2 separate regions of the Homo sapiens genome follow, and region 2 is linked to region 1. A link is an interaction called in ENCODE POLR2A ChIA-PET data of the cell type or tissue named here. Cell type or tissue: GM12878. All regions are shown on one strand.

What was found. Peaks named below come from ENCODE experiments on the same cell type or tissue, not always from the same donor. Only the 100,000 strongest peaks of a DNase experiment are listed, where the experiment ranks them.
Region 2: POLR2A ChIA-PET joins it to region 1 with 7 read pairs; 1 of 35 experiments calls an interaction of 5 or more read pairs at or near these places.

Annotation. Positions count from the first base shown.
Region 1 is chr17:50,452,581-50,456,580 of GRCh38, reverse strand. The region is part of intron 1 of ACSF2 (acyl-CoA synthetase family member 2); the gene reads right to left. Among named protein-coding and RNA genes, the nearest start is that of CHAD, 14 kb to the left of the region's middle. In GM12878, no CTCF peak of the experiment used is centred here; a DNase peak (open chromatin) is centred at 3,820; H3K4me3 peaks cover 321 bases.
Region 2 is chr17:50,005,667-50,009,666 of GRCh38, reverse strand. No RefSeq gene overlaps it. Among named protein-coding and RNA genes, the nearest start is that of DLX3, 12 kb to the right of the region's middle. RefSeq lists an enhancer at 1,805-1,884. In GM12878, no CTCF peak of the experiment used is centred here; a DNase peak (open chromatin) is centred at 2,046; H3K27ac peaks cover 838 bases.

The sequences.
Region 1 (4,000 bases):
TTGCATGTTTAGTAGAGACAGAGTTTCTCCATGTTGGTCAGGCTGGTCTCAAACTCCCGACCTCAGGTGATCCGCCCGCCTCGGCCTCCCAAAGTGCTAGGATTACAGGTGTGAGCCACCGCGCCCGGCCACCAGGTACCTTTTTATCAGAGGGTGCAGTGTTAAGGATGAGGCTGTTCCCATCTCTTGCAGGTCACCTGTCTGCTTGGCCAAAGCAGTGGATTTACCTCAGCTTCTCTCTTCAGGGTTTCTGTGCCAAGGCTCCAGGTCACTGGCCCTGAGTAGAAACTGAGGAGTACACTGCAGACAAGAGCCTTCTCCTCCATGAAGGACAGGAAGTCAGCCTGGGGGTTTGGATCTCCCAAGGGTGAGGCAACCCCTAAGTTAAATGCACGATGATTACTGGGGTTGGGGCGTGTCAGGCATTTCTAAAGGGGAAAAGTTTGAAGCTGTTCAGGACTCCGGACGGGGCACTCCACAGCTCATTCTGCAGCTGTAGTGCTGGGAAGACCACGTATATCTTCTATTGATTGTTCATGCCTTGTGAGGGACAGTTTCTGGGAGGAACAAATTTCAAGGCAGAAGGAGCAAAACTGGGTTGCCCTGTAAATGGGTGAGGCAGCCACTACCATCCCACTGGAGGGTCTGTCACGACAGGGGCTGATGGAAAGGCTGTTTTCTTAGACTCCTCACCTGGGAAGTGAGGACAAGCGTCACAGTGAAGGAGGAACACTGCTGATGCTCTGAAGCTCGGGGGACACGGGGAGAATGCACCAGGCCAGGGACTCGAGGACCCGAGGTCTCAATGCAGGTGTGCTGCTGGCTGGGTGGGTGATGGGTGTCTTATGTCACAGCTCCTCCGCCCACCCTTGGTTTTAGCTACAGCTGCTGGGGTGGCTCCTTGGGAGTCTGCTGCCTGCTCAGGAACTTCCTCAATGTGGGAGTCCCTGGTTCTGCAGGCCAGCCCAGCCTGGAAGAGGAGCTCATGCCTCCAGGGACAGCAGTCAACCCCATGGGGCTGGAGCTCCAAGTCTCCCCTTTTCTGGGAGGTATCTGTACCTTCTCAGAGGTCCAGGTGAATGAAGCTCTTGTTGCCTAGGGTGATGATGTTAATAACATCCCCTCATCAGCTTCCCCACTCCCTGTTTACTCTCTCTACTTCCTATCCCCACTTCCTAGGATCACTCTCCAAAATAAACTACCTGCACCCAAGTCCTTGTTCTCAGGAGAATTCAAATTAAGACACAGGATTTCTCCTTTCTAAAGCTCACCTTCCCCACCTATAAAGTCTGGGAACTGGCCAGGAATGATGAATCACACCTGTAATCCCAGCACTTTGGGAGGCCGAGGTGGGTGGATCACCTGAGGTCAGGAGTTTGAGACCAGCCAGGCCAACATGGTGAAACCCCATCTCTACTAAAAATACAAAAATAAAACAGGCGTGGTGGTGCACGCCTGTAGTCCCAGCTACCCGGGAGGCTGAGGCAGGAAAATCTCTTGAATCCGGGAGGCGGAGGTTGCAGTGAGCCAAGATGGTGCCACTGCACACTCCAGCCGGACGGCAGGTGTTCAGCCTCACAACAAGCATCCTCCTATTCTCACAATGACCAGGAGTCCCATTTAGTTTGGAACTTGGTTTTCCATTATTCACCATGGTTTTCAGACCAAACAGTGGTCTCCTGGAAATTCTAATTGGGAAATCGGCAGGCTGATTTATGGGGGAAAAAAAAAAATCCAGTTCAATTGGCATATGTGTTTTCTCCTGTGTCTTCACAGCGGCTCTGACAGGTGGTGTGACAGAAACCCCAATAGGTCCTTCTTCTCTCATGACACACCCTCAGACATCTAGCTGGCCACGTTGTGTGGAATAAAGACCAGGTTTCCAAGCTTCCCCGGCAGCCGATCTGGCCAGATGGTGAGGTCCTGGCCAGTGGGGTTTAAAGAGAGATAGTGTGTGCAACTTCAGAGAAGAAACTTTCAGAGGAAGGGACATCTTCTCTTTTTTTTCTTCCTCAGGCTGGAATGCTGCTTGTGACGGGAAAAGAATGGTAGCATTTTGGACCACATAGTGATTTGGGGCACCACAGAGCAACAAGAGAGGAGCCTGACGCCTGGACAGCAGGAGCTACCACACCAGTCACAGACTGGCTGTCTCCCAGATAAAGAAACTCCCATCTCCTTTCTTTTTTCTTTTTTTTGCTTTTGAAAATTAAATTATTTATTTTGGGATATTTGTAGATTGATATGCAGATGTAAGAAATGATATTCAGGCCAGGTACGGTGGCTCATGCCTGTAATCCCAGCACTTTGGAAGGCCAAGGCAGGGGAATTGCTCAAGCCCAGGAGTTTGAGACCAGCCTGGGTGACAGAGCAAGACCCTGTCTCTAAAAAAAAAAAAAAAAAAAAAAAAATTTGGGACGGTCTTACTCTGTCGCTCAGGCTTGAGTGCAGTGGTGTAGTCATGGCTCACTGACTGCAGCCTGGACCTCCCGGGCTCATGTGATTCTCCCACCTCAGCCTCCTGTGTAGCTGGGACTACAAGTGTATGACCCCATGGTTGGCTATTTTTTTGTATGTTTTGTAGAGATGGGGTTTTGCCATGTTGCCCAGGCTGGCAATTTTTTTTTTTTTAAATTAGCTAGGCATAGTAGCATGCACCTGTACTCCTAGCTACTTGGGACGCTGAGGCAGGAAGATCTCTTGAGCCTAGTAGTTCAAGGTTGATTACACCCACTGCACTCCAGCCTGGGCAACAGAGCAAGAGCCTGTCTCAGAAACAACAACAACAACAACAACAACAGCACACACACACACACACAAACCCAAAACAACAACCACAAAAAACTACAAAAAAGAAACAATACAGAAATAGCTCATGCATTCTTCAGCATCAATATTCAAATTTTCCCAATGTTAACATCTTGCAAAACTATAGTACAATATTATAGCCAGGATATTGATATTGATAATAGTCAAGACACACAACCATTCCCTTGCCCCCATCTTCTTTCAGTCACTCTCAGTTTGGGTTTCTTTGAGACACACTAATATAATCCTAGAAAAATGCAGGTGAGGCCGAGCGCGGTGGCTCACGCCTGTAACCCCAACATTTTGGGAGGCTGAGGTGGGTGGATCATCTGAGGTCAGGAGTTTGAGACCAGCCTGGCCAACATGGTGCAACCCCGTCTCTACTAAAAATACAAAAAATTAGCTGGGTGTGGTGGTGTGTGCCTGTAATCCCAGCTACTCAGGAAGCCAAGGCAGGAGAAGCTTGAATCCAAGAGGTAGAGGTTGCAGTGAGCCGAGATTGTGTCACTGCACTCCAGCCTGGCCCACAGAGTGAAACTCCGTCCCAAATTTTAAAAAAATGTTTAAAAAAATGCAGGTGAGTATCATGAACTCCCATTCCACAGGTAAAGAAGCTGAAGTACAAAGAGATCAAGTGGATCACGTGGCGGATGAACACCCGAGCCAGGAGCAGAGGACCCGGTGCAACTGCCTCAACGTTACAGCCATGCCTGCCCATGCCCCACCCTCAGATCTGGGAGAAAGGAGAGGGCATAGGTGATTCCTGTTCCTTCTGGTTTGGAATTTATCTCCTATCTGATCATCAGAGATAATATAACCTCAATTTTATTATTCCACAATTTCTACTAACTGATCCCAAGAAACTGGGACCAGGGTAGGGCAGGGTTGAGTTGGAAACAGGTGGCTCTTCCAAGGAATTAAAAGAGTTCTACAAACTCATATCAATGCAATGTGCTCATAAACATAGGACCCACCCATCATTTCGAAAGAGGAAGCATAAACAAACCAATTCTCCTTCCTTGCCCACACCACAAATGCCTGGGGCATAAAGGGTGGCCACTTCTTTTTCTTTCTTTCTTTCTTTTTTTTAACTTTATTTTAAGTTCTGGGATACACGTGTAGAACGTGCAGGTTTGTTACACAGGTAAACGTTTGCCATGGTGGTTTGCTGCACCTATCAACCTGTCACCTA
Region 2 (4,000 bases), 450 kb after region 1:
GACAGAGTGAGACTCCATCTTGGGGAAAAAAAAAAAAAAAACAGAGGGAGCCTAAGAGACCTGTGGAACACAATCACGCATGTCAACATATACGTTTTGGTAGTCCCAGATAGAGAAGAGGCATGGGAAGAATGAATATTTGAAGAAATAATGGCCAAAACCTTTCCAAATTTGATGAAAGATATGAATCTACACATCCAAGAAGTTCAATGAACTGTACATAGGATAAACTCAGAGATCCACAATGTGACACATTCAAATAAAATACAAGTCAGACCATGTCCACTTCTCTGCTCAAAATTCTGCAATAATTACTCATCTCACTTTAAGAAAAACTCAAAGTCTTACAATATGCTTTGAGGCCCTTTATGATCCCCCAACCCCTGCCACATTGCCTTTCTGACCCCCCTCTCCTGGCACACTCCCTCATTCTTTCTGCTCTCTCTCTTTCTATGCTGGCCTCCTTGCTGTTCTTCAAACTCACCAGGTATGCTCCCACCTCAGACCCTTTGCACCAGTTCTCCCCTCTGTCTGGAACACTGTCCCTCACACATCTTCATGGCTCACTCTTTCACTTCTTTCAGGTCTTTGCTCACAGTCCATCTTCTCAATGAAGACTCTCATAACTGCCCTTCCAATACCCAATCCTCCTCATTCTGTCCTACTTTTTTCTTTTGTTCCAGAGTTCTTATTACTTTCTAATGCAATATATAATTGACTTCTTTATCACGAATATTGTTTTTTGTCTGTACTACCTACAAGCTCCATGAGGTCAGGGATCTTTTTTTGTTCATTGCTGAATGCCAAGAGCTTAGAACATTGGCTGGCATATGACAAACACTCAATGAATACTTGCTGAATAATTTAATTAGTGTGTATTTTCTTGGTTTTTATGTGTTCTTGCAAAATATGTACATGTATTTTATGTAAACATAATACATTTTTCATTTATTCATTCGAATGCAATATCATTCTTACATTTCTCCTTCAGAACTATATTTCTAAAATCTATCCATGTTTCTATGTTTTGTATTTTGTTACTGTGGTGAAGTACTCCATGGAGTATGTCTACCACATTTTACCTCTCCATACTCCAAGAATGGACGTTCTCCCTGCTACCATGAGTAACATACAATGAACATTTTCATACATGTTCCTTGGTGATCTGTGTGAGGGTTCTACCAGGAGCAAGACTGCTGGATCATGAGGTATGTATGTATCAGAGAGTTCAGAAACAGATGCACATTTCAGCCAACATGACACTAATAAGTTTTTGAATTTTTACCAATCTTACAGTTGTAAAGGGCTACCTCATGGGTGTTTTAATGTACATTTCTCTGATTACTAGTGAATCTGAGCATCTTTTCCTATATACACAGGGGTATATAGGTAACATCCTGAAAATTGCATGTTTGAATCTTTTGTCCTTTAATTAGGTTGCTATCTTTTTCCTTATTAAATTGCAAGAGTTTATACATAGTCTGAATTTTTCTACATATTCTTCTGTTTATTTTAGATATTGTGAACCTCTTTTCTCATTCTGTATACATCTATTCATTTTGTCTATGGTGTCCTTATTTGAATTGAAACTCTTAATGTTAACATAAAATTTTTCAATTTTTTATCTTTAGAGATTGAAGACACTCCCTACCCTAGATTACAAAGACAGGACACTGCATTTTCTTCTATTTTATACTTTCACCCTTTTTTTTTTTTTCTGAGATGGATTTTAGCTCTTGTTGCCCAGGCTGGAGTGCAATGGTGCGATCTCAGCTCACTGCAAACTCTGCCTCCTGGGTTCAAGTGATTCTCCCACCTCAGCTTCCCAAGTAGCTGGGATTATAGGCACGTACCACCACACCCAGCTTATTTTTGTATTTTTAGTAGAAATGGGGTTTCACCATGTTGGCCAGGCTAGTCTTAAACTCCTGACCTCAAGTGATCTGCCCACCTCAGCCTCCCAAAGGGCTGGGATTACAGGCATGAATCACCATGCCTGGCCTTTTTACCTTTCAGATTTAGAACTTTCATTCATCTGGAGTCCACCTTTGTATATCGTATTAGGTAAGGATCTAAACTTTGTTTTCTTTCTTTCTTCTTCTTTTTTGTTTTCGTTTTTGAGACAGAGTCTCGCTCTGTTGCCCAGGCTGGCGTGCAGTGGTGTGATCTCGGCTCACTGCAACCTCTGCCTTCCAGCTTCAAGCAATTCTCTTCCCTCAGCCACCCAAGTAACTGGGTGGCAGATGTGAGCCACCACGCATGGCTAATTTTTGTATTTTTAGTAGAGATGGGGTTTCACCATGTTGGCCAGGCTGATCTTGGACTCCTGGCCTCAAGTGATCTGCCCACCTCAGCCTCCCAAAAGGCTGGGATTATAGGCATGAGCCACCACTCCCAGCCTGAATTTTGTTTTCTCTGAGTATCTATTAAACAATCTATCCTCTCTCCCATTGATTTGCAGTACACCCTGGGTCTGTGGCTGAACCCTTGATTATATGCTATTACTCTATTCGTTCTTAAACCAATCATTATTACCATGCCTTATGGTATGTCTTAATATCTGCTAAGTCCTCCCTCTTTACTCCTTGTTAAGATTGTCTTCGATATTTATTAATATTTACTTTTTCAAATAGATTTTAGAATCATTTTTTAAAGTTGACTGCAAAACCAAAATAATTTTTACAAAGTCCCTCTATAGATCAGTTTTGGGGCAATTGACATCTGAACAATATTGAGTCATTTGTCCTACTTTCTACACTTATTCAGGTGTTAATCTCTCAGAATTTTTTTTGTAGTGTTCAGAGGACAAGGTTTATACATGTTTTAAGCTTATCCCCTTGTGTATTCTGTTTTTTGTTTGTTTGTTTGAGATGGAGTCTCGCTCTGTCGCCCAGGCTGGAGTGCAGTGGCATGATCTCGGTTCACTGCAACCTCCGCCTCCCGGGTTCATGCCATTCTCCTGCCTCAGCCTCCAGAGTACCTGGGACTACAGGCGCCCGCTACCACACCCGGCTAATTTTTTGTATATTCAGTAGAGACGGGGTTTCACCTTGTTGGCCAGGATGGTCTTGATCTCTTGACCTCGTGATCCACTCGCCTCGGCCTCCCAAAATGCTGGGATTACAGACATGAGCCACCGCACCCGGCCCTGTTTTTATTCTAAGTAGTATTTTCTTTTATCTTCAATTTCCTTTTTTTTTTTTTTTGCTAGTCTATTGAAATATATAATATCTGACCAAGTGTCCTGTGACCTTGATAAACTCACTTATTAGTTCAGTAGATTTTTTATAGATTACACATCCAATCATGTTGTTTGTAAATAAAGACAATTTTCCTTCTTCCTTTGCAATCTGTAAGCCTTTTACTTCTTTTTCTTGCCTTATTGTACTGACTAGAACCACAGCATAATAGAAATGGTCAGAGTGAACATTCTTGCTTCAGACCTGATGTTAAGGGTAAAGTTTTCAATTACCATTATTATGCTAGCTATAGTTTTATATTATTATATAACATTATTATATATTATATAATATTTTATATATTATAGCAGATTATGTAACACTGTTAGCTATACTTTTTAAAAACATATCCCTTATCAGATTGAGAAAGTTTCCTTTTATTCCCAGTTGTTAGAGTTTTTATCATGAATGGGTGTTGAGTTTCATCACACCCTTTTTCTGCATCTATTGAGATTATCATATAACTTTCTCCTTTATTCTGTTAATATGATGAATTATATTGATTGATGTTCAAATGTTAAATCAATCTTTTTTTTTTTTTTGAGACGGACTTCTGCTCTTGTTGCCCAGTGCAATGGCACCATCTTGGCTCACTGCAGCCTCCACCTCCTGGGTTCAAGAAATCCTCCTGCCTCAGCCTCCCGAGTAGCTGGGATTATAGGTGCCCACCACCACGCCTGGCTAATTTTTTTGTATTTTAGTAGAGATGGGGTTTTGCCATGTTGGTCAGGCTGGTCTTGAACTTCTGGCCTCAGGGGATC